2 separate regions of the Homo sapiens genome follow, and region 2 is linked to region 1. A link is a contact called in ENCODE Hi-C or POLR2A ChIA-PET data. All regions are on one chromosome and are shown on one strand. The core of a region is the stretch at or near the end of the contact, and the rest is flanking DNA. Distances in the headings are between cores, read along the strand shown. Region 1 holds the start of ZMPSTE24 (zinc metallopeptidase STE24). Region 2 holds the start of EXO5-DT (EXO5 divergent transcript).

Region 1 (4,911 bases), core at 2,311-4,810:
GCAAGATAGGGAAAAAGCTTGAGAGCAACTCTATGATTTAGGTTAGACAGGGTAGATGGACTACCCTACAGCAATGTCTATCACTCTAGGGATAATAATCTTTATCTTTCAAATTCAGTCATTTTATTTATTTTTATAGAGATGAAGTCTCACTGTGTTGCCTAGGCTGGTCTCGAACTCCTGCACTCAAGCAATTATCCCACCTTGGCCTCCCAAAGAACTGAGATTACAGGTGTGAGCCAGCACACCCTGCCAGTCTTTCTCCTTTAGCAAAATCCTGCCAACAGCCTGTTTTGAGGTTCCCATTTTTAGACTCCACACAGGCCAGCCCTTCTATTAGTACTGTCTTTCTGAAAAGAGAAACAAGTGATTATTCACTTTCCATAATTCACTAGTTCTCCACTGCCACCACATTAGTCTGCACTACCATCTCTCACCTGGATTCTTTTTTCTTTTTTTCTGATATCCTTGGCAACTGCTAAATCACCTGGATTCTTGAAATGGCCTCCTAACTGCACTCCCTCCTTCCATTCCCCATTAAATTTATTCTCCACGTTGTAATGAGAAGGATTGTCTGCTCAAAACTCTGCAATGCTCTGCTCAAAATCCTGCAATGGCTTATTCTTTCATTCTAAGTAAAAGTCTTTTAACTAAAAGACTGCATGATGGCATGGATCTGCACTCCCCCTCTTCCTTACTCTTTCCACAGCCTCTTGCCATTCCTCAGATATGATAAGCATTGGCCAATCTCAGGGCCTTTGCACTTGCTCTTCACTCTGACTGGCAATTTCCTCAGATATCCACACAGCTTGTTCTCTTACTTTTTTTGGGGGACTCAAATGCCAGTTAATCTGAGAAGGCTTCCTTGACCAACTTATGTAAAGCAGCATCCCTCACACCAACATGCTGTATTGCCTTTTTGCTGCTTTTTCTTCATAGCACTTATCACCACTTCCACTTTTACTATTAAATATTTGCTTATTATTTATCAAACACTGCATCCACCCCAGCTAAGAATGTAAGCTCCAGGAGAGGGGCTTTGGTTCACTGCTATATCCCTGGCACCTGGAAATGCGTCTGGCATTTCGCAGACATTCAGTATTTATTGAATGAATGAATTCCAGTCAGTCTTGGCTTTTTGACACCTCGGCCTCCTACTCTCCTATCTCTTCAGACACATGGTGACAGATCAATGCTATGATGCCCCTCTCCCAAGCAGTAGCTAACCTTTATTGGGCACTCAGGGCCATCTACATTGCTAGGAGCTTTACATGAATTTTCTCATTTGATCCTAACAGTATGAGAAAGTAAGTACATACTATGTTATTCTCATTTTACTGATGAGGATCTGATGCACAGATTAAAGAACGTGCTAATACATGGTGCGGCCGTGGCTGGCAATCAAGCAGCTTGACTCTAAACCTGTGCCCTTAGCCACAAAGCTTGGGTGGTAGAAGCTCCTGTGAGGCTTTGGACTCACAGACAGCTGAAGTCAAGAGTGAAGAGGGCATAGCAATGATGGCCTGAGGGAGAGAAAATTTTGAAAAAGTGTTTACCCCTTATATATTTAAGTTGGTATCTAACTGGTTCCATCATAAATTCAAATAGTTGCAATGGATGTAAATTCTTGCAAATTGTAAATACTGACATTTTAAGATAAAACTGTTAAATCACTCTTTATAATGTATCCAAGAGAATCTACATAACAACTGAATAACCACCATTATGCATTAAAACATACACTAATGAGCTCTTCAACATTGTTCTTTTATTATCTCTAACATATTTAGATTGTACTCTAACAAAAAATGTTATTCAAATATAGTACTTTGATGTTTGAACAACCTTTTCTTGATCACTTCTTCGCAATAAAAATATGACATATGTAGTAAACCTTAAAAAATTTCGTGTAACTTTATGGCTCTACGCTGGAATTCTTCTGAAGTGAGTAATCATCACAATCATCTTTAGTATATAATGGATCAAAATGACACGATTGCAAATATTGATAACACACAGTTATAAAAGGTGAAATTCTATTGGGAACACATCTCTTAGTGAGATAGATGGGGCTGACCCACCAATTAATTCATTTATCTGGATGAATAGTTCCTACTGGTAGATTAACAGGGTTCATTTTCAATTCTGTTGTTTTCACAGATACAAGTGCTGAGAAATGGTTTTACATAAATAGGTGAGAATGCTAGTAGTTTTGTTGTAAGCATGTCAATCAATCGTTTGGTTTCTTTCCGAGTTGCATGCCAAAAACCAAATAGTGTTCCTTCATCAGCTGACAATTCATGGGCCACCATTAATTTTGTTGAAAGCAAAGAACTGGAAACCATCTGACTTGAAAAGAATTTGTTATCCTGTTATTAGAGTCATTCACTTTCTCTAGTGACTTTTAATTATACTAATTACTCTCAGAGGCATTTAGGCAGGGTTGAGAAATTCAAGATATTAATTTCAACACATCTTTAGCATCACAATATCACAGTAATTTAAATATATTTTAGTTGTAGCTATTTAGCTCACTTTATTGTAAATAATAATTATGCTAATTAGCAACGATAGTATGTTTAACCAATTAATCATCAGATTAACTTTCGGTCAGAATAATGGACTTCAATTTTTAAGTCAAAGCAATGTACAGGCGTCCCAGTCACCATATTTCACTTCTGAATTCCAAGAGAGAAATGGCGTTGCGCCTTACTGACGCAAATATGTACCTAGATAAAGTAAGACGCTTTCATTTCAGGTATGTCTAACCCACGCTATCCTTGCTTTGTTCCAGGGCACTCTCGCAGGGAAAACGCCGCCTCTGACTACACTTGGGGTGGTTAAGACGAGATCTTCAAATGAAAATTCTCAACGCTACCGTCCACTCTCTCATACGCTTGAATTCCGAACACCCCAATACTGGCCAAAAGACTCCATTTCTCATGCTTGGTCTTGCTTTTGAGGTAGCTCTAACTCAGAGGCACGATTTTTAGAGCCTGGGAAGTCGGCTGCTGTTCAGTCCTTCCTAGCCTCCTCAGGCGGGAGCCGCGGCCCACTCAGTCAGTTGCGGCCCACTCAGTCAGTTCCGGCCCCAGCCCCGACTACCTGTCGCCTTGTTGGGGGAAGGAAGGCAGATACCGCAGCCCAGTCAGGGTAAGCCGCTGACCCAGAGGATGGAACTGCGGCTCTGGAGATTAGAAAGAGGAGGACTTCGCCGCGTTCACTAGCCCAGGAGGAAAGCCAGAACCCTAGGCCGGAACCCAGCGTCAAGACGTGGGGGAAGAATGTTGATGCAACACAGCTCAGCCGGGCCCGGAACTCGGCGTTTGGGTCCCCGCCCTCTTTGGGCCGGAAGTGAGGAAGGTGGGGCTGGGGCTTTTCCTGTAGAAACTAGGAGGGACTAGGGAGAGTCTGCAAGGGGAAGAGTGTGTCTGTGACACTGCCAGCAGCGCGCAGAGGGAGGGATGGGGGCGGGTATCGGCGTAGGGGCCCTCGGAAAGAACGGATATTGCTGTGACACCGCGGGGACGCTCTGAAGGGACGAGTGTCGGTGTGGCACCGGTGCACGCTGAAGGAGCCGGCGGAACCGGGTGGCCATGGGGATGTGGGCATCGCTGGACGCTTTGTGGGAGATGCCGGCCGAGAAGCGTATCTTCGGGGCCGTGCTGCTCTTTTCCTGGACAGTGTATCTTTGGGAGACCTTCCTAGCACAGCGGCAGGTGAGCCTAGACAGGGTCCAACCTGACCCCCATACCCGGCCAGCCCTGGAGTAGCCTTGGCTTCGACCCTGAGACTCTTGATTGCTTCGGTCCCCGCGCCAGTCTCGTCTTTGTGGTCCCTGCTGAGTCTCGTAACTTGGCCCGATGGCGGACTGTGGCTTTGAGGAGGGTCTTGGTGCGTCAAGGAAGTTTTCTGTAACGTTATCATGGGACCCAATCCCTTTAGGGCCTGGAGGAAGGCTTGGGCTCTTGTGCCCTCCCTGCAGCTTCCTTGGGATCCTTGGGCCCAGACTTGGCCTCCTTTATCTTTGGAATAAGCCTTTAAAAGGATTTAGACACCCAACTTCCTCATGACATTTATGTAATCATGCCTAACCATAGGATTTTGCAGTCCTTCCAAGAACTTGCACTCTTGTTTCTCCTTAAAGTGCATATATTGTTTCTGCTTGAAAAAACAAACAAACAAACAAAAAACTTATCGGGCCCGGCGTGGTGTCTCATGCCTGTAATCCCAGCACTTTGGGAGGCCGAGGCGGGCGGATCACCTGGGGTCAGGAGTTCGAGACCAGCCTGACCAACGTGGCGAAAACCCGTCTCTACTAAAAATAGAAAAATTAGCCGGGTGTGGTGGCGCGCACCTGTAGTCCCAGCTACTTGGGAGGCTGAGGCAGGAGAATCATTTGAACCCAGTAGGCGGAGGTTGCAGTGAGCTGAGATTGTGCCACTGCACTCCAGCCTGGGCGACAAGAGTGAAACTCAATCTCAAAATAAATAAATAAATGAAATTAAATGAAATATATTTCTCGTTTTTCATAAAATCAACATTATTTTAGTTTAAATATTAAAATGGTAAAATAAAAAGTGAAAGTTAACAATTTACCTGAGATAACCATGGTTTAGAGATCTGAACTTTTATTTATTTATTTTTAATCTTTATTTATTTATTTAATTTTAGAGTCTAGCTCTGTCACCAGGCTGGAGTACAGTGGCGTTATCTCGGCTCACTGCAAGAAACTAGGAGGGACGAGGGAGAGTCTGCAAGGGGAAGAGTGTGTCTGTGACACTGCCAGCAGCGCGCAGAGGGAGGGATGTTCAAATGATTCTCCTGCCTCAGCATCCCGAGTAGCTAGGATTACAGGCACGTGCCACCACGCCCAGCTAATTTTAGTATTTTTAGTAGAGACGGGGTTTC
Region 2 (4,936 bases), core at 1,711-4,210, 250 kb after region 1:
TCTCATATCTCAATGGATTAAAAAGCATTTCCTCAATGATATGGTTTGGTTGTCTCCCAACCCAAATCTCATCTTGAAGTGTAGCTCCCATAATTCCCACATATCATGGAAGAGGTACCTGGTAGGAGGTAATTGAATCGTGGGGGCAGGTCTTTCCCATGCTGTTCTCGTGATAGTGAATAAGTCTCACAAGATCTGATGGTTTTGTTTTGTTTCGTTTTTGTTTTTGAGATGGAATTTCACTCTTGTTGCCCAGGCTGGAGTGCAGTGGCGCGATCTCAGCTCACCACAACCTCCGCCTCCCAGGTTCAAGTGATTCTCCTGCCTCAGCCTCCCGAATAGCTGGGATTACAGGCGTCTGCCACCATGCTTGGCTAATTTTTTGTATTTTTAGTAGAGATAGGGTTTCACCATGTTGGCCAGGCTGGTCTTGAACTCCTGACCTTAGGTGATCCACCAGCCATGGCCTCCCAAAGTGCTGGGATTACGGGCATAAGGCACCACACCCAGCTGACCTGATGGTTTTATAAAGGTGTGTTCCCCTGCACATGTTCTCTCTTGCCTGCCACCATGTAAGAGGTGACTTTGCTCCTCCTTCACCTTCCTCCATGATTGTGAGGCCTCCCCCGCCATGTGGAGCCGTGAGTCAATTAAATCTCTTTCCTTTATAAATTACCCAATCTCAGGTATGTCTTTATTAGCAGCATGAGAACAGACTATTTAATACACTTAAATTCCATTTTTTTTTTTTTTTTTTTTTGAGACAAGAGTCTCAGTCAGCCACCCAGGCTGGAGTGCAGTGGCATGATCTCGGCTCACTGCAACCACCATCTCCCGGTTTCAAGCGATTCTCCCATCTCAGCCTCCCGAGTAGCTAGGATTACAGGCACCTGCCATCATGCCCGGCTAATTTTTGTATTTTAGTAGAGACAGGGTTTCACCATGTTGGCCAGGCTGGTCTTGAACTCCTGACTTCAGGTGATCCGCCCGCCTCGGCCTCCCAAAGTGCTAGGATTACAGGCGAGAGCCACCGTACCTGGCCTCAACTTACATATTTCTAAGAAAAAGAACATTTTCCTACATAACCACAAAATCATTATGACACTCAGGAGACCTATAATTGATTGATAATATTATCTAAAACACAAGTCACTTCAAAATTTTCCCAACTGACGCACCAGAGTAGCTGGGACTACAGGCACGTATCACCACCCCCAGCTAATTTTTGTATTTTTTGTAGAGACGTGTTTTCACCATGTTACCCCAGCTGGTTTCTGAACTGAGCTCAAGGGATCCACCCACTTCGGCCTCCCAGAGTTCTAGGATTACAGGTGTGTGAGCCACTGCACTCAGCCTGTAGTTGTCTTAATTTAATGTTTCTCTTTCTTTCTTTTCTTTTCTTTCTTTCTCTTTCTTTCTTTTTCTTTCCTTTTTTCTCTTTCTTTTTTTCCTTTTTTTTTTTGAGACAGAGTCTCACTTTATCACCCAGGCTGGAGTGCAGTGGCCTGTTGTCGGCTCACTGCAAACTCCGCCTCCCAGGTTCAAGTGATTCTCCTGCCTCAGCCTCCCAAGTAGCTGAGATTACAGGCACCTGCCACCACACTTGGCTAATTTTTTGTATTTTTACTAGAAACGGGGTTTCACTATGTTGGCCAGGCTGGTCTCAACTCCTGACCTCAAGTGATCCGCCTACCTGGGCCTCCCAAAGTGTTGGTATTACAGGCATGAGCCACCATGCCTGGCCAATTTAATGTTTTTCTATTTTTGTTTTAAAATATTTACCTATTCTGAAGTCCAAAGATATTTTCCTATATTATATTCTGAAGACTTTATAGTTTAGGATTTCACATTTAGGTCTTAATCCAGCTACAATTGATTTTTGTGATGAAATGAGAGATAGAGGTCCTGTTTTCTGTTTTGTTTTTTTTTTTGAGACGGAGTCTCCCTCTGTTGCCCAGGCTGAAGTGCAGTGGTGTGATCTCCGCTCACTGCAACCTCCGCCTCCCGGTTCAAGCGATTCTCCTGCTTCAGCCTCCTGAATAGCTGGGACTACAGGTGTGTGCCACCACACCCAGCTAATTTTTGTACTTTTTAGTAGAGACAGGGTTTCACCATGTTGGCCAGGATGGTCTCGATCTCTTAACCTCGTGATCCGCCCACCTCAGCCTCCCAAAGTGCTGGGATTACAGGCGTGAGCCACCGTGCCCGGCCTTCATATTGTCATAGAACCTTCACTGAATAGACCATCTTTTCTCCATGGCTGTATGATGCCACCTTTGTCATAAATCCAGTTTTCAAGTATGCGTGATAAACCGTAAAGAAAAGCAAAGAGTCAAGTATCTGCTTTTGGTAAAATAAATAAATAAATAAATATAAATAAGAAAAGCAAAGTGTTATAAAAGTCGGGCTAGTGGTTTTCTCAGGAAGTGTATCTGTGAAGAACCTGACACTATTCTTTTTTCGCTCTAATGACTTGGCTGTTCATAATTATACTTATCTTTGGTTTATATTTCAGAATAAAATTGTGTTATATTTATCAATAAAAGGTTAGTTAAAAGTAAGCAAACAGAAAAAAAAAAAGAAATATTGATGAGGGGAGCGCCAGCATCTCTCAAAAGTGAGTTCGTGGTTTTGCTCTCAATGGAAAAGCCGGCGGGAGGTGCTAAGGTGGGGATGCTGAATCCACGGATGGCCAAGCGGAGACGCGGCACTTCACCGGGGGCAGCGAGGGGCCCAGACCTTGCTCGGATTGTCCCGGTGGTAACTGGGAGACCTCGCCAGTGAGGGAAGTTACAGATCAGCTGCGCCCGGAATTAAACGACCCACAGACAACGGCGCAAACAGAGGGACTGACCTGCTTTAGTGAGCTCCCAAAACCTGCTCTCGCATAAGCACACCCTCCTCCGCTCACAGAGACGGATTTCTGCCCCAGCCGCAGCCTCGCGAGGTAGGCGGCGCCGCGAGGGCCTCTGGGAAGGCGGTCCGTGGGCAGCCGCGGGGCACTCTGGGACTGGGCTCTGGGCGGCTTTTTTGCGAGTGGCGGGCCGACTGTGTAGTCCGCTCCGGCAGCGCGCTCTGCCCGGCTTCCTCAGTCTCCTCGCCGGGAGCGTCCGGGAGCAGCTCCGAGGCCGCGGCGAAACCAGGTGGAGTCCGAGGTTCGGAGGAGTATCAGAGGTTAGGGGAAGGCCGGAGAATGGGCTGGGAGGCTGCGTTTCGGAGCTTAGGGTTCTGTCCCTGCGATCGCCGCGTCTCCCTCCCTTGGTGGGCGCGGCTCCCGGGAAGCGGCTCGTCTCGTCTCCCCTCACAGGCCGGGTTCCCGTTCTGGACCTTCGCCCTCGGAACACAGTGCTGTTGGCCGGGACTCCTTCCCGAGGTGGACGGCTCCCTGTTCTTATTCCTGGCTCTGCCAGAACTGTAGGAAGTGCTCAGTACACTTTAGGGCATGCATGGCACTCCCTGGGAGACAGTGCTTTAGGGCCAGAGGAAAGATCTTCCCTGAAGGCAAACGCCCGCGGAGCCCACAAGTCCGGGCCGCACTGAACAAGTCAGGATGTTGCCATCGGCAATTCTGCAGAAGGCAGTAACCCATCTGAGAGAAAGAGCCGCTGTCATAAGGTCTCTTGCTTGAGCTGCTGGGTTGAGAATGGAGCTGGAAGAGGGAACTGATCTCGGAGCTCCTTGGGGATCTTGGTTATGTCTGACCCTTTTACTTTCAGGGAGCAGGGATTGGATCAAGTCATTGCATCTAGAGTACGGGGGAACGAAGAAATCATGGAGAGAGTTTGCCCCAGGAGAGAGGCGAGCGTTATGTAACCTAGGATCTGGGGTGGGTAACAGTCTGTGCAGTGTCAATGTGAGAGGAGAAAACACCCAACGTGAGGGAATGGTCAGGTAAGAAAGGACCAGAAGTTCCGGTTCTACCATAGCAAGGACCTAAGTTGCTAATTTAGGTTCTTTAATGCAGACCTGGTCTTTCAGAACTTCTTTCTCTTCCCTAGCCTTGTCATTTCAGCATTCTGGCCTTCCCTATGAGGAGGAAGATCAACGAAGTCACAGGTGAATAGGAGTTTCTCTTCTAAAGTTTCATCTCCTTTGTCAGGGGGAATCGATACACTCTCTCATCTCTTCCTTGGGGAAAAAGAAGGAGATCTATCTTCATCGAGTGCTAATATGCGTACTATATGTTATCACTCAATGGTCGGATATCTCAGTAGGGTTAGTAGGTATTTTAAAAATGTGTCAGTAACTTCAGGAAAACTAGAACCTTGTCCAAGCTTACTCAAAAGGCAAGTAGCATACTACTAAATGCTACCGAACTACTCAGGATTAGGTTTAGAATCCATATCTGTAGGACTCCCAGACTCTTGGCATTATGCTGTTTCCCAGCATCCCATTCACTTACTACCTAACAATTTTGCCATACCTGTGTACTACCTGTATTATTCTATGTTTTTACTTACTTTTTTTTTTTATAAAAATCAAACTTGTCCTAAGAAACAATATCTGTGAAATTAGCCATTTGATGGCTGCTCCAATAACAGTATAGTTATTCTAAGGTGTATCTAAAAATGTTGGTCCATGTGCTATGTAAAATCGTCTCGTGTCAGACATACAAACTACAATTTGGGACACAATGCACTGCATTATGCTCTCTTCTGGATTCTTTTCTGCGTAGGAAAGTCCCAGACACATCTGAGCATCAGTCATCCATCCCTAGTGTACTGTTTTATTCTTATAGATGAATACTTTCACAGAGAATGCCCTGCTTTGTATCTTCTCCAAAAGACATTTCACTTCCCTGTTTAGAACTACCTGTTCTCAATGTTGTATGTAAAACAAGTAGGAACTCCATACATTTCAGGAGCTTCCTCTCTCTTTGGGGAGTTAATGTGTACACAGGAAATAGTCTAACTCTATGCTGTTCAGTAGAGCTTTC

The links. Hi-C counts contacts between places; a loop is a spot of excess contacts on that map. ChIA-PET counts read pairs that join two places held with the same protein, here RNA polymerase II (POLR2A). Pooled maps may share reads with other maps.
Region 2: a loop to region 1 is called in a pooled map, with 7 times the contacts of the local background. The contact joins the promoter of EXO5-DT here to the promoter of ZMPSTE24 in region 1. A Hi-C loop is called at or near these places in 1 of 37 single-sample maps with no recorded cell type and 7 of 50 pooled maps. POLR2A ChIA-PET finds 5 or more read pairs at or near these places in 5 of 52 experiments (HEK293T, RWPE1, WTC11 and 2 more).

The regions. Positions count from the first base shown.
Region 1 is chr1:40,254,676-40,259,586 of GRCh38, forward strand. ZMPSTE24 (zinc metallopeptidase STE24) reads left to right here and starts at 3,561. Exons shown (of 10, transcript NM_005857.5): 1 at 3,561-3,719. The coding sequence starts at 3,597. RefSeq lists enhancers at 2,792-2,921, 3,152-3,421, 3,502-3,781, 3,872-3,971.
Region 2 is chr1:40,505,735-40,510,670 of GRCh38, forward strand. EXO5-DT (EXO5 divergent transcript) reads right to left here and starts at 2,961. Exons shown (of 2, transcript NR_187365.1): 1 at 2,855-2,961. It overlaps EXO5 (exonuclease 5), which reads left to right and starts at 3,033. Exons shown (of 4, transcript NM_001346953.2): 1 at 3,033-3,174; 2 at 3,717-3,891; 3 at 3,999-4,056. RefSeq lists enhancers at 3,070-3,319, 3,350-3,439.